Linked DNA regions of Homo sapiens: region 2 is linked to region 1. Evidence: chromatin loops called from intact Hi-C (ENCODE). Cell type or tissue: heart right ventricle. All regions are shown on one strand. Each heading gives the region's core, and the rest is flanking DNA. Links, peaks and the distances in the headings are about the cores only.

Region 1 (10,897 bases), core at 850-8,849:
ACTGATAACATCTGGCCTTTCAGCAGGCTCAAAAAATTTGAAGTTAATAATGCTAGATTCAGTTGTATATGGGCTGTCCCGTAATCCCTGTTTCTCCCCCTTTTTTGTTTTTGTCATCAGTTATTCATCTGTTTGACATTGTAACTGAGCATTTTTAATTAACTGTGTGGAATGAACCACATATGAAGAATCAGAAATCACATTAATAGGCATATTAAAAGCAGTCAATACCTCAATTACAGCTACCAGCTCTGTTTTTTGAGCTGAAGTATAGGGCATCTGGAAAACTTTAGTTTTTGAACCAGAATAAGAAGCTTTACCATTACTAGACCCATCTGTAAAAACATTATCAGCACCTTCAATTGGTTTAAATTTAGTTATTTTAGGGAGAATCCAATTAGCTAATTTCAAAAACTGAAATAGTTTCATTTTAGGAAAATGATTATCAAGAATACCCAGAAAGTCAGCTAAATGGGTTTGCCAAATAAGACTATTTATAAAAGCTTGCTGTATTTGTGCCACCTTTATTTAGTACGCCCGCTCTTGTACAGCTCCTTCATGCATTGAACAGGACTAAGCTGCATTAGCAATAGCATATTGGGAAATCATGTGTGTGACTCTCAGAGCTGGGTCATAAAAGCCATGTGGCTTATGCCTTGCTCTCTCTTGGATTACTTGCTCTAGGAGAAAGCCAGCCACCATGTCACAAGGCCACTCAAGCAGCCCTGTGGAGAGGTCCATGTGGCAAGGGGCTGAGGCCTCTTAACGTCAACTTGCCAGTGATGTCAGTGAGCCATCATGGAAGCAGATCCCCCAGCCCCATTGAAGCCCACAGTTGACTGTAGCCTCAGCCAACATCTTTACTGCAAGGCACCCTGCCAGACCACCCAGCTAAACCGCTTAATTCCTAACCTGCAGAAACTAAGATAATGAATGTTACTATTACAGATTGTTGTGGTTTAAATTTTGTTGCCAGGATTGAGGGGCATTTATTGTGGAACAATGGATAACAAATACAAATGTTATGGAATCACACCGTGATATTTTAGCTTGCTTGTTTTTATAAAGAGGTGGAAATGCCCATGTCATAACCTTCTCAGGAGCTCTAGTTCACAATCTATGTGAATGCTCTGTATTTGGCACACAGCAAGTACTCCACAAACACTTGTTGCAGCACTTTTCAATTTTGTTTCCTTCCCTTAGACTTCAAAGTGAGTTCTCTCTCCCTTGATAGGCAGGTATTTTTCCCAGTTTGAATACTGTCTAAAACATTCGCATTTGGTGGGATGAGTTCATCAGTTCTTACAAGTTGGAGAAAAAAACCTATCTCCTTTTCAGGACATGAGCTATAATCAGGCCAATCATACCTGAATGGAGACTACAGAAAGTGGATTTTTATCAGCGGCCTCCATTCCATCTTCCAAAGCACCTGACTCTTAGGGATGGGGTCTAAATAGGCACTAATGAGGTGGAGATTTGAGAAAATGCCAATTTGAGTTCCTGGCACCTCTGCCCAGCAATAAAAAGGTCTAAGGAAGATTTCATTTGTGTCTGGGTGAGAGAACTGTGTTCCCAAAATATTGAATACAACATTTAGTTTTGTTTTTTAACTTTATCAGGGTAAGCCAGAGATTTGTATAATCACATTGAGAGTTATCCCTAAGGAAAAAAAAATTGGACAGCTCCTATTATGTCCCACCGATATATTCCGACTTCTGAAATGCAGGGAAAACAGCTCACATTAACACCAGGGGCCATGCCAGAGTGCTCATTACTTCACTCACCATTTGCCAAGTTGCTTAAAACTACTGGCTTATCCAAGACACAGGGAACTTTTCTGTGCTACGCTAGAGTACAGCATATATTTAAATATGAAAGAGATCATTAAAAATTCAAAGACAACAGAATTAAATGAGGGGTAAAAAAGTTGTATGCCTTTGCCAGAACAAGTTAGTTTGGTATCCCCACACTTGGGTGAGAGCCAGCCCCTCACCCAGGGGAATCTGTGCTCTACTTACGTGCAAATCTCCCGGTGAAATGCTGCTCCCTTGCAACACACTTGGACAAAAGGGAGCTAAGCGGGGTGGCCCACCTCGAAGAGAGAACAAAGAGAACAAAAAGGAAGTTTGTTGGTAGTGTCTGACTACCCCCCCTCTGCTAGCCTCCTCATCTATGCCACATCTTCACAAACCTCTGCTCTCAGAGGTGTCAGCTACTGCCTCTTCCCACCCCCATAGGGTTTCAGAAAGCCTGAGTGGCATTCGATTTCGGCAGGTCCACAAACAGCATCTAAAAGAGGTTCCGTGTGGCCAATAGGGTTTCAGGCTACCCTTTTTGAGAGCCTGGCGCAGAACAAGGTCTCCTTTCACTTGACCCTCCTTTGCCAATACAAGGCTGTTTGGCTGGGTCCAGCACCCCATGGGGCAAATGTTCAGGCCAAGAATAGTCTTCATTCTTCCCATGAAGCTTTCAAAGTCTTCTAAAGAACACAGGAAATTGTCAGCCTCTATTTTCTGCTGAAAATGGCTGACACTAAACTTTGAACATTCTGTGGATGAATCCCAAATTATGGGAACCAAGTTTGCTTGAAAAGCAGCAAAAGTTTTCATTAAAGATGAGAGACTCTGATAAACCATCTCGGCATTACTTACAAAGAATGGTGTATTTTATAACTCCAATTACTAACACCTTTCCTCTTTTGACCAAAATTACCTTATTTCCATGGAAGTAACTCCAAAAGACTATCTCTGTGCACAAAGAAGCAGATCCAGAGACTTACCATGGCACCATGCACATTTCCTAAAAATAAACCGTCACTAAAACTGAGAAGAAATACTTTTTGGTCTGTCATGACCCCAGCAGATTGTCACATTCTCGAGGTCTGGACACCTTAACGTGTGCAGTCACAATGTAATCCTCACTCCAAACCAGCAAGGAAGGCATGGGGTCTGTTTTATAGCTGAGAAAACATTCATAGAAGTTACATGCCCAATTCACAGAGTTGGGGTCTAAACTGAGACAATTAGCATGTCTGGTGCTTTCTGCTTCTCCAGGCTGCCTGGTGGCCAGCTGCCCCTCTTAATCAGGGAGCATCTGCTCTGTGCTAACAACTCTGTAGAAGATCATGCTTCAGAAATGTGGCAGTGTAGCAGACCAGGTACTTGCAAGGCGTAATATTTAAGCACAGGCCCTGGTGTAACTAAGACCAGTTCAAACTCTTGTTCTGCCAGTTACCACCTATTGAATAAGCTACTAAACATCTTAAACCCTCAGTTTCCTCATCCTTTTGCAGATGAGGAAACAGGGTTTAAGATGTTTAACTTATTCATTTATTAGATAATGTATTAATAAGTTACCTTAAGAGATAACTTACCCAATTGTTATCATTAAGGATTAAATAACACATGTAACTACTTAGGTTACCATCTGGAACAGGACAGTTATGGGAAGTTTTTATTACAAAAGGGGCAGGTAAAATTCTGGATGAAGTACAAGGGCTTACATTTGCAAGCTTATTATTAGAAAGGACTTCGATTTACTGGTGTGGCAAATTTTCCTTTCAGATCAAGTAGGACACCACAGCAGTCTTCACTAGGACCTTCCTTGGTGATTCAACAATAACTATTAACTATCCACATACTGCCTAGATCGATGGCCTCCAACGTGCAAAGTAATAATTCATTGGAGCTTGGGGAAAGTGTAAACCTTTTATTTCACTCTTTCAAATTTTGTTCCATAATGTTCACATTAGTGTAGCAGTACATTTGTTGACACATATTTTCATTGTTCAATACATATAATTATGGACACATGCTCAACAAATATTTTTGTAAGGAAATAGCATCAGGTTTGGAGACCATGATCTAGATAACTGAGTCAACATTTCGCTCCTCATGCATTCATAGCTATCAAGCCGTCTTTCCTTTTTCCCCCTTACCTACCATATCCTGACTTCTACTCCTAGTTTCTCCAAGAGGACAAAACATATTAAGATGCGGTGGGTCAGAATGTGCAGGTGGTAATGTGACACCCAGCTAATGAGTCTGAGAGGCATGGGTATCTCCTCAGCTTTCAAGATTACAGCCTGAGCTACACAGAAATAAACTGTGCCCACTTAACTTGCTTGTGAACCTGATATGGAAGCAATGATATCCCATTCCACTAGGTGGCAGCAAAACTCTACCCACAAGGTGCCCAAGTGGTTCACTGGTATTATTAGTGCTTACTTGTTCAGCCCCACTTAATTAGCAGAAAGACAGTGGCTAACAGGATACTTAAATTACATAATGCCTCCAACAGTGGAGAACAGACACTGCCATTTTGCTTTCTACAGGCTGGCCTTTCCTTAGGCCTACCTGAATTTTACATGTATTGTGAATGATCTTCTCAGACATCCACAGGCCAAATGGCAAAAAGAACCTTCTGATATACCTAAGCCTGGAGTCAACAATCAAAAGTCCTAGTAAAGTTATATAGATCCTGTATCAGATTCAGGTAAAACCCTGGGCATGCCATGGATAAAGAAAGACTTCTGAAAGTTTTCATTAGGATGGTAGAATAATGAATGTCTTACAAATTTATTATTATAATACATAGAATTTTGAAATAGTATTTCCCAGAAGCAGTAGTACTTAACCAGTTCAGCAGGCAGTCTATATACATTTTTTACCTTTGCATTTTCCAAATTCAGTAGGTTATTGTTAGCCTCCCTAAAACCAAACAATTTTGGCTAGAGGTGTTAACCCAATCTCTCAAAACAAAAACTGAAAAAAATAAACACCCAAACAACAATCTCTCTGCTATTGACTTATAATTATTCCCTCCGCTTAGGTCATTAATTTTAAAAAGTAAATAGGGTAAAACATTTCAAGATAATAAACTAGGCTACATTAATTAATTTCTTACCTAAATTATGCATTACATTAAAATCTATGTCACTTGACCTTAAGAAAAGAAATGACACTACCCTCTTTACAGTTAAAAAAAATTTCAGTTTCCAGGGACTTGAGAGTATACCTAATCTGAATGAGTCAGAAACTGTTCTCAGAGGCCAGGCATGACGGCTCATGCCTGTAATCCCAGAACTTTGGGAGGCTGCAAAAAATACAAAAATTAGCCAGGCGTGGTGGTGCACGCCTGCAATCCCAGATACTCAGGGGGCTGAGGCAGGAGGACTGCTTGAGCCCAGAGGGTTGAGGCTGCAGTCAAGTCGTGTTTGTGCCACCGCACTCCAGCCTGGGCAATGAAGCAAGACCCTGTCTGGGGGAAAAAAAAAATGTTCTCAGAAAAATAAGCATACAAATGAGAGATAGAAATGAATAGAGAGATATGGTATCTCTTAAATTAGAAAATCAGCACATATGCATTCTAAATGAGACAAGCATATAAAAGATGTCATTGTAGAGGAGGCAAACTTAAGCTGAAAAGTTTCTTCCCAAACATACTCTACTCTTGTACATCGACTGTAGGATATTTAAGACCTCACACAATATTACATCACAACATCGTTTATTATGTGAATTTTTTACAATACAAACAAAAAATACAGAAATGCAATATATGAATACAGCTAAATGCAGAATGGTGACTTTTTTCTCTTCAAGAGGCCATGATTCCCATTTCTAGTAAAATAAAGAGACTGCATATAGGTAGAAACAGGTTGGTCATTAGCTTCACAATTTTGCCTAGAAATGATCTATAAATGCATTTCCCCCCCTGCTACTTACCATAAAGTGTAAAAAGGGAGTTAAAGGAAAGTTTCCTTGTTGGTTCCTACCATATGAAAGATGCTATATTCTATTTTAGCAGTGCCAATATATGGAAAATATCTAAATTAAATGTTATTACAAAAATGAAGCAGTAATGAGATTCTGGCTAAAGAGGGCACTAAATGAGAATAATATATATTTAAAGAATCCAAAACAAACAAACAAAAAGACGTTGTTATAAAAAAGCTCTAGGTGCACAGTAAGCATATAGGGTTTTTTTTTTTTCCATGTGTATTTTTAAACAATGGAAGTGTCAAAAAATAGGGTCAACTGTGTTAGACTAAATTACATTATTGTATATGCTGCACTGAATGGAACCTTTGTATTGTAATTATCATAGAGAAGCACAGTTTGCATCATATTATGGCAATTTATCCTCAATGAAAATCTTCCAGAGTCCTTTTATTTTGGAATATCCTGTAAACAATCAAACCACCAGAACATGATTGTACAACAGTAAAATGTTCTCTTGCATTAAACTGAAGATATCTGTTTAATAAAAAAAGAAAATGTAGGAAAGGTACTTAGAGCTCTTACTTTCTAAGTACAGAACACCCTAGACAATTCAAGGCATCTTAATCTCCATCAAGAACAAAAAAAAAAATAATTTTTGTCATGCTGTTAAATCCATCATTATGGATAAAACTGGTGCAAATTGGTCAAACGGATCCAACAAACACTGATGTCCAAGCTGGCATATTGGCAACTAATACGTTAACTGGTGGTCAATAGAGAGTTTAAAAGATCTTCCCTTTCTTCTTGTTCTTTTCCAAGGTTCTAAAGGATAAAAGGAAAATAAGCAAGATGAGTAACCATTTTATAAACATGATAGACAACATGATAACAACAGCTAACCCAATTACAACAATGTTGGGATTTTCAGATACTACTTTTTCACTGAAAAAAATTAAAAGATTTAGAAGTAAACAGCTAAGACAATGTTAATCTATAATAGCATTTTCTTAGACAATCAAATATTTGACAAAACTCCAGGATAAGCAGTAAAAAAATAAGGCAAAACTCCATTTTAATATACAAGAACAATTCTTCCCAAATGAAACAGCACAAACTAAAAAGTATCAACTGGCAGCAAACAGGGTATTCTTTTTCCCCCACTGTCATTTGCATTTTGAAGTGCAATTGCTTTCACAAATCTATTTTCCTCTTCTTTGGGGAAAATGTTAACAGTAGGGTAGTGTAGTAGAACAAATGTCAAATCTGAAAATGTTTAGTAATGAGGATAAACTATATAATCCTTATAGGAATGCCACTTTTCAGTTTTAAGTGAAACTATTAAGGAAAAGAAAACCAAGGTACAAATATTATTGAATTTTGTATAAATTAAGAGAAAGTAATTGATTAGTTGTATTGGAAATCAAATATCTAACATTTTGTCTTAAGAATTTTATCGTAAAAACATAATTCAACAGTTAAAACATACCCCTAAATATGTAATAGATTTTGAAGAATGTTCCCTTTGTGTGCCAAAAATTGAAAACAACCCTTATGTCCAACAACTGGGGGGAGGAGGTAAGAAATCCAATGAAGGTAAGTTAACTGGGGAGAATGTTATGAAGTTGCTAAATCATAATTATGAATATTAAGTCATGAAAGATGTACTGAAAAAATACTGCTAATGGACACAGACTGTATCCATCCATATAAAAATATTTATCTATGAAAACCATTGTGTTTGGAATGCATGATAATGGGTGATGACTTTTTAAGTGTTATTCTAATGTTTTTTAAATAAGTAGGAAAACAATTCTTTAAAACATTAATACACACATTTCTTAGTAATCTGCTATTAGTTACCTTGAAGAGTTCTGTTGTTCTAAAATACGTTGTTGAGCTTCCCAGTTTGCTTTCTCATCCTCGAACTGACGACGTTTTTCCTCCAATTCTTTGTGCTGTGCTTCCAAATTCTTTTTCATTTGCTCATGGCGCCGCTGGAGCTAAATCATAGCACAATATATAAAACAAAACTATTTAAGAAATCAGAAGCAGAGGTATGTTTCATCCAGACACCCTAATGATAAGGAGTATGAGCACTATTTGAATAGCCCTGTTGTAAATTCAGAGTACTACCTGGAAGTACTCTGGTCAAGGACTCCTCCTCCTTTAGGACCTGCCACCCAAAAGGCCAGTGACCCAAGACAATAATCTTGGGAAACAGGAAAAAAAAAAAAAGCAACAAACTTAACAGTGTGGAGTACTTTATAATGGAAAATTACTATCTTATCTCGTTTTTCTTTAATCACAAATATGTTGGAGGCTGGGCAGTGAACACATCACTGTTCTCATTGTACAGATGAGGAAACAGTTGCAGAATTTAAGTGACTTGCCCAAGATTGCTAGCCAGAAAGTGGAAGAACCAGGACTTGAATAAGCCTCCTAATTCCAAGTTTAGAAAGCTAAGACAAGTGAAAAGAAAGCAGGTAGTTTAGGACCCTAAGAGCTCAAAGATGCCAGCAAAGTACTCTGATTCCTGTAAGCAGTGGTTCTCAGACATTGGTCTTCATGCAAATCACCTGGGATGTTTGTTAAAAATATAGAATCCTGGACCTCACTCAGACGTACTGAATTAGAATATCTGGGTGTTAAGTCTGGAAATGTGGATTTTCAACAAGTTACAGTGATTCTAATGCAGCTGGTCCTTCCTTCTCTGTGTATTAATACTGTAAAGAATGCTGACTGAGAGGCAGTAAACACTCATGCGAAGTAACTGCAGAAACAAAGTGCTTTAAGTCCAAGAGATCATTAGATAAGTAATTTCATTTAGGTGCAAGTCAATCCATTTCTGAAAAAAAAAAAAGTCAACAAATTTTAAAAATCAGATTAAATCCTTCTATGCCAAATACCCAAGGACTATTCAAAACCTTCAGTTATCCAGGAATTATGTTCTGTTACAGATTTTACTACACTGGTGAGTTAACATTAACATAATGTTAATATATAACTATTATATGTATTATATATTATATACATATTATATATGTTACTATAATTTTGCATACAATTTTTTTTTGCAAGCCCGAAGTGACTTCAGATTTATTCCTATTTCAATTATTTCATGCAATTCCTACAAAACAAAATCACCTAAGACACACTTAAGCAAACATGAATCAAATCTGAGGTGATATCTTCCTGATGACAGCAAACAAGTTACTAAGAAATGTCAGAAAGTAGGAACATAAGAAAATGTCTCTAGTTATTTTTTTTAAATGAAAAGAGTCACATATACACAATTCGGAATAGTAGTTACCTCTGGGAATGAGAGAGAGGGATACAATAGGGGACAGGCACACAGCATCTTCAAATGAGTTGATAACATTCTATTTTTTTAAGCCAGGTAGTAGGCTTACAGTGTTCATCATTCTTTAACTTGTTACATATAAGTAATTATCTTTTGTGTTAACTGCATGTAGATAAAGGTACAGGTCACAATCTCACTCTTAAGAAACCCATGGGGTCAGATGCCTTTTGAAGTTCAACATTTTTCAGTTATTAAAACGACAACACCGCTTAGAAAGGAGTATACACTATATTTATAAAATACCTCCTGGGCTATCTGGGGCAACAAGTATAATCAAACACATTACTTTTTATTTGTTTCAGTAAAATATATAAATATTCACAATATGTAGGATTAAAACTTAGTTCATGTTAGGTTTTGCAGTTTTCAGAGTTTTTTCCATTCTGAAATTGTGAAAAACAGGACTGTGGACCTATCTAGCTTAACTTAAAAATTAACTGGGTTCAAATGCTGGCATACTAAGTTAATTTATCCTTCTTATCTATAAAGGAGAGATGGGCAATAATATCTACCTTGTAGGGCTGTGGTGTGCACTAGACAACACAATAAATGAAAGTTGCTTGGTGCTGTGGCTGATGTACTGTGCTGCTAGCTGTGCCCCAAACAAGTATTTCCAGCATAATGGATTTAAGGAGAGACTGTATTAAACAAGGCTAAAAGGGTTTCTTTACCTATTTATGTATTCACACGTATATTTACACAATATATATCATGTATCATATACATGATGATTTGCAAACTCATTATCACAGGGATGTTGGTAAATACACTCTAGATGTGGTTTCATAAAAGACAAAGAATCTAGAATGAGCATGCCTAATTCTCTAATGGCTTAGAGTATCTGGTGGGAACCTTGGCCCAGAGCTCTTCACAGGTCCTTGAAATGTTAACATTCCATCCTTCAAAGAATAGTTCTTCAAAACTGTCTTCACCATTCACAGTAATCATTAAAATTCCCAAAGGGTTCCTTGGCTACAGGTTCACAATTACTTGTTCGTAATATTTACTTTTAGCAACATGTCCTAAAATACATCTGCCTCAAATATAAGTTAAACTACTTTTAGATTCTCAATGGAATCTAAGTGTGGAGATAATGTAGTAGACTCTTGATTATTCCTGTTTTTTTCCCCCTTTTGGATATAGATTTTCCAGATTATATGTGAATTACTGAAGAGGTAGAGACTCAATGCATATATTTACAACATGCTGATAAATTAATCTCCAAAATGTCATGTTAAGAACTTTAATTATTCATTTATAATACAACAGCAATAGCTAAGACAGTGACTTTTGATTAGGGGTGTGTGTGTATGCACATTTTGGTTTGCCCTATGATAGGAGGGCACTGCTATTAGCATTTAGTGGCAGTGCCAGGGATGCTAATCCTGTAGTGCTCAGCGTCTGAAACCAGGAGGAATTATTCCATACCCCTGCTAAATTAAACTCACAACAAATATAACAACAGTGAAAGATTTTAATAAGAAATTACAAGAAAAGCCCAATAATGTAAGAGAAATGATGTGGAATAAAAACATTTCCTCGAAATTATTTAATACTTTCTCATTCCGTGCATTCTATTTACTCAATGGATTAGCATACTTTTGTTATGCCTTTAGTCAAAAAAGGTTTCCATATTTTATGCGGTAATTACAAAAGCAATGAGATCAACTGTAAGAATATAACGAGAGATCTGAATCTCTTCTTCATACACTTAGATACAAATATTAGTGAAGCCACATAAAACAGGGATCTTACTAAATTTTATCATTAAAGATTGTTTTAAAACTATTTTATATTACTGTCATCCATATAT
Region 2 (10,897 bases), core at 327-8,326, 280 kb after region 1:
CAGCTCACCAGTATTGTAACTATTTTCCTTGGCTCTTTCTACCATCGCTATTGAAATTAGGCTTTTCAAATTAGTGGCAGGAAAGGCCATATTTGGAGCTTCAAATACACAGTCCCAGTGGCAGTTCTTGCCTCTGTGTTTTTTTGTTGTTGTTGTTTGCTTGTTTGTTTTGAGACGGAGTCTCACTCTATCGCCCAGGCTGGAGTGCAGTGGCACTATTTCGGCTCACTGCAACCTCTGCCTCAGCCTCCCAAGTAGCTGGGATTACAAGCGCCTGCCAACACGCCCAGCTAATTTTTGTATTTTTAATAGAGATGGGGTTTCACCATTTTGGCCAGGCTGGTCCTGAACTCCTGACCTCCTGATCCACCTGCCTCGGCCTCCCAAAGTGCTGGGATTACAGGCGTGAGCCACTGCGTCCGGCCTTGCCTCACCGTTAAAAGACTACAATATGACGTGATACATCAGCTTTTTCGAAGTCCAGTGTACGTCAGACCCTGAGGCCTGCAGTATCTGGAATGGTGTTGCTGGATGTGCAAAACTGCCAGGCTCTGGCTTGTGGTGTTCTCATCTACCAGATCATTCCTGGGAGGCCCAATTTGGCCAGCTGGCTCACCTCTGCCGGTGGTATTGCTAGCATTGCACATTGGAACTGCAGCTTGGGAAAGTGATAGAAACCAAACACATGGTGGGTACAAAGCAAGTTTGTTGTATTTTATCCACATTAGTATTTTGGATGTTTCAATATTTAAACATTTCAAAAAGCAAAATCAATGATAATACTTCTTGAATGTGTTGTGAACAATGCAAGCCTTTTATTAAAAATTATGGAATATTCGAAAGAAATGTTTTTCTTACAAGAGAGCAGAGAATAATTACTCAGGGTTCCTGTGTCAAAGCCTCTAGGGCCCCTTTACTGTCCAGAATTCTTAGTAAGTGGAAAACCTTTCCCAAGCACAATGAAGTCTCAACCCTGATACGGGCAGGACAGCAAAAGACCTGTCTCCTCTTTCCAGAGCAAACCCCAGTGGTTGCACCTGTCCTCCCATTACACTTTGGGGATAAACCCTGGAGGCCATAGTGTAGGGGACCAGTTTCATGGGTCTTGTTGCCAAAGCTTACTTTTTTGATCCTACTGCTAAATTCTGACCCTTCCTCCAATTGATCTGCTTTCCAAAAAGAGCATACCAACACCTGCACAAACCATTTGATGTGGTGCAGTAAGCTGTTTCATCCAAGTGTTCCAAAGCCATAGGATGAGCAAGGGGGAAAAACTTAGACCTGTATAGGATCTTCCCCCAGGTAGTTACTCTTTCACAGGGGGTGCATGGGAGACAGGCTGCTGTTGTGCCATCCTTTCCATTACATAATGATAACAACTGTTACTTGGAATGCTTTAATGCTTGATGTTATTTATGTTTAAATATTTGCTGTATTCCTGGCTCTGTGCTAAATGCTATGCCTGCATCTTAAAAAATCCTTAAAATAACTCAAGGTAGGTACCATTGTTGCTTCCATTCTCCAGATGGGACACTAAGACTTTAAGAAGTTAAATAGCTCACCTGAAAACACACAGCTAGTAAGTAACACAATGGAGACTTGAACCCAAGTCTATTCTACTCTAGACCATGGACTCCAAGATTAATTAATTATGCAAATAAGGAATGTGGAGAGTTCAGCCTTGAGCAAAGGGAGATTAGCTTGTTTTGCACCAACTCTTCTGCTGAGGAAAGGACAAAAGCCAGAATATACATACCTATTCAGGGATCAGAGGGCTGTTGAGAAAGCAAGGGCTAATATTCGAGAGACCTACATTTGATACTGTTCGTTTCCCCCTCAAGGGACTTGCTAATTCAAGGGCAGGGGCTGAGAAACTGAACAGAATTTGTAGAAGACTAATGCAGACCAAAAATTAGAGTTGGGGTCCAAGTAGAAGCAGCCCTGGAAAACACCCCAGACTTTCTCGTGGGACCCCAAAGAGCTACTCTTTGATTAAAGGTGAATTGGTTATGGGCCTGTCCTCACAAGGACTGAAGCCCAGCCTCAGATCTAGTGGATAGCCAGAAGCAAAAACAAAGCCCCTCTGAAGGAGGACATGGTCTAATTTCTCAAATTTTCTCTATTAATTGTTTTCAAAGTCTGCTTAAGAAATAGGAATGCAAAAACACAAGATTCGACCAACAATGAGAAAGTGAACAATAGAAACAGACCTCCAGGAAATTCACGTAGTTAACATTATCTGACCGGTGTCTTACAATAACTATGATTAAAATGTTCATGAATTAAATGACCAAATGGAACAACTTCAGGAGAGAACTGGACACTATGTTTAAAATTCTAGAATTGAAAAATAATATAACAATTTAAGAAATCAGTAGATGGCTCTGATAGACACAACTTAAGAGATAGGTAATGAAATGAAAGATAAGAAAATATCCAGACTGGTGCTGGGGGTAAATAGGAAGACAACTATTCGAAGAGTTAATGGTTAAGGTTGTTCCCAAATTAATGAAAGACATTAAGCCACATAAATAAGAAATGCTGTTGACCTCTAAGCAGGATAAGTTACAATGAAAGTTATACTTAATTACTTCATAGTAAAACTACTGGAAAACAAAGACTAATTTTAAAAGTAGCCAGAGGAAAAATATATATTACTTTCAAAGGAGCAACAGCAAGCCTTGAGAGGGAATTTTCAGCAGAAGTAATGATAGTGGAAAATGGAATGGTGTTTTCAAAGAGCTTCAAGAAAATAATAGTCAACCTAGAAGACTATGAGGCAAAAATATCCTTCCAAAGACACGTCCAGACAAAGGAAAATAGAATTTGCCACCAATGAAAAGTACCAAAAGTATGAAAGGAAAGTACTAAAGGGTGTTGTTGGAGCAGAAGGAAAATGATCACTGACCACAGCTGGAGGTGCAGAAAGGCATTGAAAGGCAATGGAAAGGGTAAGTATGTGTATAAAACTAAATAAATATTGAATGTGTGAAACAACTTTTTACTTTCTGGGGTCTTAAATATATAAAGAACTAAAATACATCACCAAGAGAAGCACGTTAAGTGTGGAGGGAGGTAAATGTAGGGGTCCCCAACATTTCTGGCACCAGAGACCAGTTTTGTGGAAGATAATTTTTTCCCAGACAGTGGGTGGAGGGGTGGAGGGATTGGGAGCATGGTGTTGGGATGACACTGTCCCACCTTAAATCATCAGGCATTAGATTCTCATAAGGAGTGCACAACCTAGATCCCTCACATGCACAGTTCACAATAGGGTTAGCGCTCCTATGAGAATCTAATGCTGCTGTTGGTCTGACAGGAGGTGGAGCTCAGGCGGTAATGCTTGCTGGCTTGCCACCCATCTCTTGCTGTGCAGCCCAGTTCCTGACAGGCCACTGACCAGTACTGGTTCACAGCCTGGGGACTGTGGACCCCTGGGTAAATGGAATTAAAGTATTCTGAAGTCCTTGAATTGTCTTGAAAGTGAAAATGGTGGAGGCACTGATTTATATTAGAAATTAATAAATCAGGGGTACATGTTTCAGTTTCTACGGTATTTTGTAAAAGAATAAGAGTATGTAAAACTAACAAGATAACAGAAGGAGAATATGAAATAAAATAATCCAAAGGAAGGCAAAAAGAAAAAAAGGCGCATAGAACAGATGGGAACAAATAGAAAACAAACACCCACATGCATCAATCTCTACATCAAGCATATGTGGACTAAATATTCCAATTCAAAGGCAATATTATTATCACCCTGGATAAAGAACAAATATAATTCTCTGAGACTTAAAAACAACATACCTTAAACAAGGATACAGAAAGATGGAAAGTAAAAGGATGGAAAAAGGACTATCATGCAAGTATTAACCAAAAGGAAGCTGGTGTATTTAGTACACGAAGTGAACTTTCAGGTATTACCAGAGTATGAAGGATATTTCATAATGATAAAGGGCTTGCTTTACCAGTACTATACCGATGGCTGAGGTATTTGGGCTGTCTGTGAGGCTCAGATGGGCTGCCTGTGGCCCTGCCTCACCTTGGAGATGGCCCAGGAAGCTAACTGAGACTTGGAGTTGGTCGAAGAGGAGCCAGACTCTAAATATTTGAAGATTGTGTGCGTATGTGTGTGTGTGTTTAGGGGAAAACATGAGAGGTAGAGTACTATTCAAAAGGACAAGAAGTGGAACATTTTCTTTTATAAATCAAATAAATGGTGGCTCTGAGCCTTCCCCCACCTCCTGCCTTTTTTGGGTCCAGATTGCTAAGAAATGTTATTAATGATAGCTCACACTTACGACATTATTGCCTTCTAAGTGCTTTGTAGGTATTAATTTATTTAATCCTCACAACAGCCTTAGGAGACAGGCATCATCACTACCATCGCCATTTTACAGATGGAAAAACCAGCAACCATCAGAGCTGGTATTCAAAATAAGCCAATTCAGATTCCGAGTCCCGGCTCCTAACCATGGAGTGGCCTCAGGGTTTTATAGTTTGTCCGGCTCTTTGGATGAACATCACACCTCATGGAGGAGAGTCCCTTCCATTTTAACGGCTCCAGGTTGTCATGGAAATCCTCTGTATACAAGAGGGTAAGGAGGAGGATGAGAAGCAATACATGCTTATTGGGACTTTCTATCATCCCAGGACTTATCCAGGTACATTATAACAATGTTGAATACAGTATTAGTCCCATTTTAACTATGAGGAAAATAAGGTTTGGACTGTCAGAGACAGAGCAAGACACATTGGTAAGGGCAGACAAGGGATTCATCTGACTCCAATGCCTCTTCCTTGGTAAACCAGACTGGCTTGTCACACCGTGAAATTAGAGTCAACTTGTTAAATCTTGACAGGTTGCTAAATTATTAATTACACCCCCAGGAGCTGTGACTGGAGCAGCAGGGATGCTATGGCTGCACTGTACTATTTTTAGCACTAGATGGTGCTGTAACACTGCACATCTCTTCCGCGGTGGCCCTTGGAGGAAGGTTACTTCAGGGCTTGGAGACCCTGGAGGGAAGGATGCTACCTTACCAGAGCGTGAAAAAAACATGGAAGACAGGATACTCTCGGGCCCTGAGAAAGCTGGAGACTGTAGCCACCAGGTGGCTCCAGGATGTGCAGTACTGGCGTCTGGGTTTTGCTCACACAACCGTGAACTCCTGGTCCCACCGAGCCCTAGCGAGTGGATTGGAGCACACACCCACCCACCTCCTCAGAGCTCCTACGAGTAGAGGAGGTACCTAGGCACGTGGGAGCTTGGCGCCTTGTTAGGTGCTCAGGATACTGGTTGTCCGGAATCCCAGTGAGGTGCAGTCCCGCCCTTGTGCCACTTTCCCATGCGCTTCCTGCCCCTCTGGGGGCTGCAGAGGCTGCAGAGTTGTCCAGCTTGAGAAACTGTATCAAGGTTGCTCCCTGACGGCCTGGCAACTCGCTGAAGAGCTGCCTTCAGTTCAGAACAGTTTTAGGGAGATTGTCATAAACTCAATGAGTTTAAATGATTTTACACTGACTCTTCAAAAATGTCAAGGTCATGAAAGACAAAGGCCGAGGAACTGCCCCAGACTGGAGGAGGCGGGAGACATGGCAGCTGTGAATGCACCGTGGGTCCTGAACCAGAAAAAGGAGCTCAGTGGGACGATTGGTAACTTTTTGATGCAATCTGTCGGTGAGCTAATAGTATTGCTTCGATGTTAATTTCTTGGTTTTGATCACTGTACTATAACTATGCAGAGTGTTAACATTTGGGGAAGCTGGGTAAAGGGTATGTGGGAATTCTTTGTGCTATTTTTGCAACTTTTCTCATCAAGTTGGAAATTATTTCAAAATTGAAAGCTAATAAAAATTACAAAAATGTTCTTAACATTATTATGGAATATTTCAAACATATAGAAAAATATAGAGAATAAGCCTGGCCACTTTTACAGGTGGCTCAAAGGTACTGTTGGCACCAGACAGAGGAATGAAGTTCCTGTAGGAGTTAAGCATTGAGCTCTGCTGTCTCGCTTTCTGTGTCCAGAGGTGGCTCCTGGTAGTTGAATTAGACCATTACATTTTGGGCAAGAGCTATTTAAATTTTTGGCAGCCTCTACTTTAGAATAAATCAGCAGACAATCCACCTCTATGGCCATAGTATTTGCTTAGTAAGATAACACCTTATTCCAACGCCCTACTTAGCAATTCTCTTGGGAGACTTTTTTTTTTTCCAGACCTTGTCTTTTATTACAGGGATCTAATCATTACTGTCTAAAACAAAAACATATAGATAAAGATGGCCCCAATTGCTTAATGCTGCTTTTGATATTTTTCTTTAACTTCTTTAACTTTCAAAAATGAACTTTTAATTTTAGAACAGTTTTAGAGTTTCAGAAAAATTGCAAAGATGATACAGAGTTACCATATTCTCTGCAGCCAGTTCCCCCTATATTATCAGCTTACCTTAGTAGGGGATATTTGTTGCAATTAATGGACCATTATTGATACATCATGATTAACTGAAGTCCATACTTTATTTGGATTTCCTTAGTCTATCTAATGTCTCTTTTCTGTTCCAGAATCCCCTCCAGGATTCCAAGATATCACATTAAATTTAGATGTCATGTCTATTTATGCTACTCTAGGGTGTGACAATTTCTCAGATTTCTTTGTTTTTGATGTCCTTGATATTTTTGAGGAGTATGGGTGGAGTATTTTTATAGGATGTCTCTTGATTTGGGATTTGTCTGATATTTTTCTCATGATTAAACTGGGGCTATGTGTTTTTAGGAGGAAGACAACAGGGGTAATGTGCCATTTTCGTCATATCATATCAAGAATACATAGTATCTCTGGGCATGGTGGCAGTCCATAAAAATTAGCTGGGTGTGGTGGCAGGCTGCTCAGGAGGCTGAGGCAGGGGAATTGCTTGAACCCAGGAGGCAGAGGCTGCAGTAGGCCAAGACTGTGCCACTGCACTCCAGCCTGGGTGACACAGCGAGACTCCATCTCAAAAAAGAAACACATGATATTGACCTTCACCACCTGGCCACCTGGTAGTATTTGTCAGGTTTCCCCACTGTAAAGTAATTCCCACCTGCCTTCCACACTGAGCTCTTTGGAAGGAAGTCACTGTGTGCAGCCAAGAAGGAGCAGGGAGTTATGCCTCACTGCTTTGAGGATGGAGTATCTACGTAAATTATTTGGAATTCTTCTCTATGGAGGGATTTATCTCTTGCCTCCCAATTATTTATTTATTCAATCCATTTATTTGTGTTAGTATAGACTCATGGATATTTATTTTATACATTGGGTTTTAATCCAATATGACTTTATTTTATTGCTAAAATTGTTTCAGCTTTGGCCATTGGGAGCTCTTTCAGGTGGCTCCTATGTTCCTATTTAATTGCTGTATAATAATTGTACATATTAATGTGGTACATGTGTCATTTTGATCCGAGCATATAATGTGTACTCAAATCAGGGTAATTGGGATATCCATCACCTCAAATTTATCATTTCTGTGTGTTGGGAACATTCCAAATCTTCCTTTCTTGCTATTTTGAAATACACAGTAAGTTCTTGTTAACTATAGTCATTGTACTGTGCTATCAAACACGAGAACTTATTTCTTTTATCTAACTGTATTTTTGTACCCATTAACCAACTTCTCTTCCTGCCTCCCCCTCACCCTTTCCTGGCCTCTGGTAACCACCAATCTACTATCTTCTTGAGATCCACTTTTTAGCTCTCCCATGAGAGTGAGAACATGTGATATTTGTGTTTCTGTGCCTGATTTATTTCATTTAACATAATGTCTTCCTGTTTCATTCATGTTGCTGCAAGTGACAAGATTTCATTCCTTTTCATGGCTGAATAGTACTTTATTGTGTCTATATGCCACATTTTTTAATCCATTCATCTGTTGATGGATACTTAGGTTGATTCTACATTTTTGCTATTGTGAATAGTGCTGCAGTAAATATGGGAGTGCAGATATCTCTGGTATACTGGTTTCCTTTCTTTTGGATAGATACCCAGTAGCAGGATTCCTGGATCATATGGTGGCTCTATTTTTAGCTTTCTGAGGAACCTCCACACTGTTTTCCATAGTGGTTATACTAATTTATATTTTCACCTATGTGTACAAGCTTGCCCTTTCTTCATGGCCTCAAGCATGTTATTTTCTGTCTTTTTGATCATAGCCATTTTAACTGGAGTGAGATGATATCTCATTGTGGTTTTGATCTGCATTTCCATGCTAATTAGTGATGTTGTGTTCCTTTGATATATCCCCATCATTGAGACTTTTCTTTTGAGCACTTGCTTATTTCCTGGCATAATAAGATGTTCCAGGCTCATCTTGTATATTTTCTGCTCCAGTGCTAGAATCAGCCATTTCTCCAATGAGCTTTTGGGAGATATTTGCTTTCTTGATTACAGTTAGGATTTTCTCATAAGGGAAGTTTGTTGATGGCCTGCAAACAAATAGTAAAATAGTATGTGATGTCATGAAAATTAATTGTATTTTTCCTTCTAGATTTTGCATATAGAAGACGGTAATTTTAAAAACAGTGAAAGAAGAAATGTATCTGAGAATTCAATCAGTCAATAGACTTTAGAGTGAGTATGATTTTTGTGTGCTCAAAGGCATCTTTTCAGTTTGGCTTTGTAAGGTTTCATTTTTTTTTTGGTAGGAAAATATAAATAAAAGAGGAAGGAGCAGGGGAAGTGGAAAGTCACCTGCAGGACCAGCCATACCCGCTGTCGCTGCCCTCATGGCCTAAGGTGTCTATAATAGCGTCAGTTTTCTTTTTTTTTCCTTTTTTTTTTTTTTTTTTTTGGTTTTTTTTTGAGATGGTGTCTTTCTCTGTTGCCCAGGCTGGAGTGCAGTGGCATAATCCCAGCTCACTGCAACCTCCGCCTCCTGGGTTGAAGTGAGTCTCCTGCCATGGGCTCCTGAGTAGCTGGGATTACAGGTGTACACCACGATGCCCAGGGAATTTTTGTATTTATAATAGAGACGGGGTTTCACCATGTTGGCCAGGCTGGTCTCGAACTCCTGATCTCAGGTAATCCACCTGCCTCAGCCTCCCAAAGTGCTGGGATTACAGGCGTGAGCCACCGCGCCCGGCCAGCATCAGTTTTCTTTGTGCATCTTTTCCACAATCCTCTCACTGCAGATGTTTTCAGTCTTTCCCTCTGCTTGGTATACTTTTCTCTACTTATAGCTTCTTAGTAACCGCTGCCTGTTATGATCCTTCATCCTCCCATTTCTGCCTCATGTCTTGGTTCTATGCATTTTTCCAGTTTCAGCCCTGTTGTTGACTGCTGGATTCCTATCTGTGTTTCCAAGTTAAAATTCTCAAAAGAAGGAACCTGACTGTCTCAACACAAAGTTTCTTGCTAGACAATATCATGTGTCAAAAGTCAGCATATTGACGGGTTGCCTGGGCTTAGTGTCAACGCAGTTCCATCACCTGCTGCCTGAGAGTGAGGTGGGATCAGTTGCCAGGCTCATTTGGTCCTGCCCCTTCAGCAGAGGCTTTAGCATCAGTTGTCTTTAGAAGAGGCTGTGGGTACCAAGGCTGGCCTTCTGCTTCGTGGCTTGGTGGGGAGGAACAGAGCAAGAGTAGTTAGAGATCCCTGAATAGGATCAGGAGTGCCCAGTACTAATAAAGCCAATATTTGTACAACACTCTAACATTTGCTAAGCACTATAAAGTCATGATCTCATTTTGTGCATACCTGGGAAACACTTATTCTACTATAGTGTGATTGCCTCTTTCCTTGGGTCTCTCTTACAAGCAGACCACAGGGACCCTGAAGGCAGGAACTATGTCCTGTTATTGTGATATCCTTAGCACCAACTCTACAGATAATATTCTAGAAATATTTATTAAATGTAAGAATTAAACAATAACATGTCTTCAAGGTGGACAGCTGTTATTACTGTTTTACAACTGAGGAAACTGAGTTTCAGTTAAGTAATGAGAAGTAATTTGAATAAAAGACTGGGTTCCTTGTAGCCCAGTCCTTTTACAAAGTTGTGTTCAGAGAGAAGTGTTTGACTCTCTCTTTTTTCCTGTCATCCTGTACTTCCCGCCATTTTTCTTTCCCATGCCAGTCACTGCTGGGGCTTCTGGGCCCTCTGGGTACTCTGAACCCCTCTAGAATGACGAAGAGTCCTCGCTTACTCCTGTCAAAGGGCAGAGGGCAACAGTCCCTTGGTAATACTTTAGCCACCTTCGCTTGTTTTTTTGTGAGAAACCTCCACAGAATAAAAGTCTTCCACCTAATTAAATTGGCTGATATCTGGTAGATTTATAATGGAAATAGAATCTTCATATCCTAGGCTGGAATAAGGGTTAGAGGCAGATCTGAGGTGGATCGGGGATGCTGTTTCAGTTCTAAATACGATGAGTTGGAGGCAAAAGGGAGGAACAGCGGAAGACAGACTTCCAGGAGGAGGGGTCCAGGTTTGGATGCTGGACTGGAACCTGAGAGATGGATTGTATAGGGCACGGATGTGGAGGTTTCAGAGAAGTAGCAACTAAAATTGGTGCCACAGATGAGGTAACTGGTAAGTAATTTAAAAGATTATTATTCAATGTCAAAACCATCATGATAATTATGGATTAAAACGGAAAATTAGCATGTGTAATTAAGTCACACACAAAGACCTCAGAGAACTTTAGTTTTTGCCGGAGGGCATTTTGTACCCCAGACTCTTAGGAAAACATAATCACATGCTTCTCTGTTAGGCATGCGTGTGTGTGTGTGTGTGTGTGTGCGTGTGTGTGTGTGTGTAGATATATACTTGCTTCCCTTTGCTGTCATTTTCTTGTTTTGTGCCCACTAAACTGTGTCCTTACTTTTTCTCCATAGTGCCCACCAGGTTACCTTGTTCATG

What was found. A loop is a pair of places that touch in the nucleus more often than their neighbours do. Peaks named below come from ENCODE experiments on the same cell type or tissue, not always from the same donor. Only the 100,000 strongest peaks of a DNase experiment are listed, where the experiment ranks them.
Region 2: it touches region 1 in a loop (2.7-fold over the local background); 25 of 110 quality-filtered maps call a loop at or near these places.

Annotation. Positions count from the first base shown.
Region 1 is chr7:35,899,902-35,910,798 of GRCh38, reverse strand. It overlaps SEPTIN7 (septin 7), which reads right to left. Exons shown (of 14, transcript NM_001788.6): 13 at 7,584-7,723; 14 at 3,689-6,545. The coding sequence ends at 6,506. Among named protein-coding and RNA genes, the nearest start is that of SEPTIN7, 100 kb to the right of the region's middle. In heart right ventricle, for the core only: CTCF peaks have their summits at 3,958 and 4,160 (motif pointing right); DNase peaks (open chromatin) are centred at 2,008 and 4,178; H3K27ac peaks cover 785 bases.
Region 2 is chr7:35,618,819-35,629,715 of GRCh38, reverse strand. LOC101928421 (a long non-coding RNA gene) reads left to right here. Exons shown (of 5, transcript XR_007060285.1): 1 at 1-8,607. Among named protein-coding and RNA genes, the nearest start is that of HERPUD2, 71 kb to the left of the region's middle. In heart right ventricle, for the core only: CTCF peaks have their summits at 4,751 and 4,951 (motif pointing right); DNase peaks (open chromatin) are centred at 4,997 and 5,222.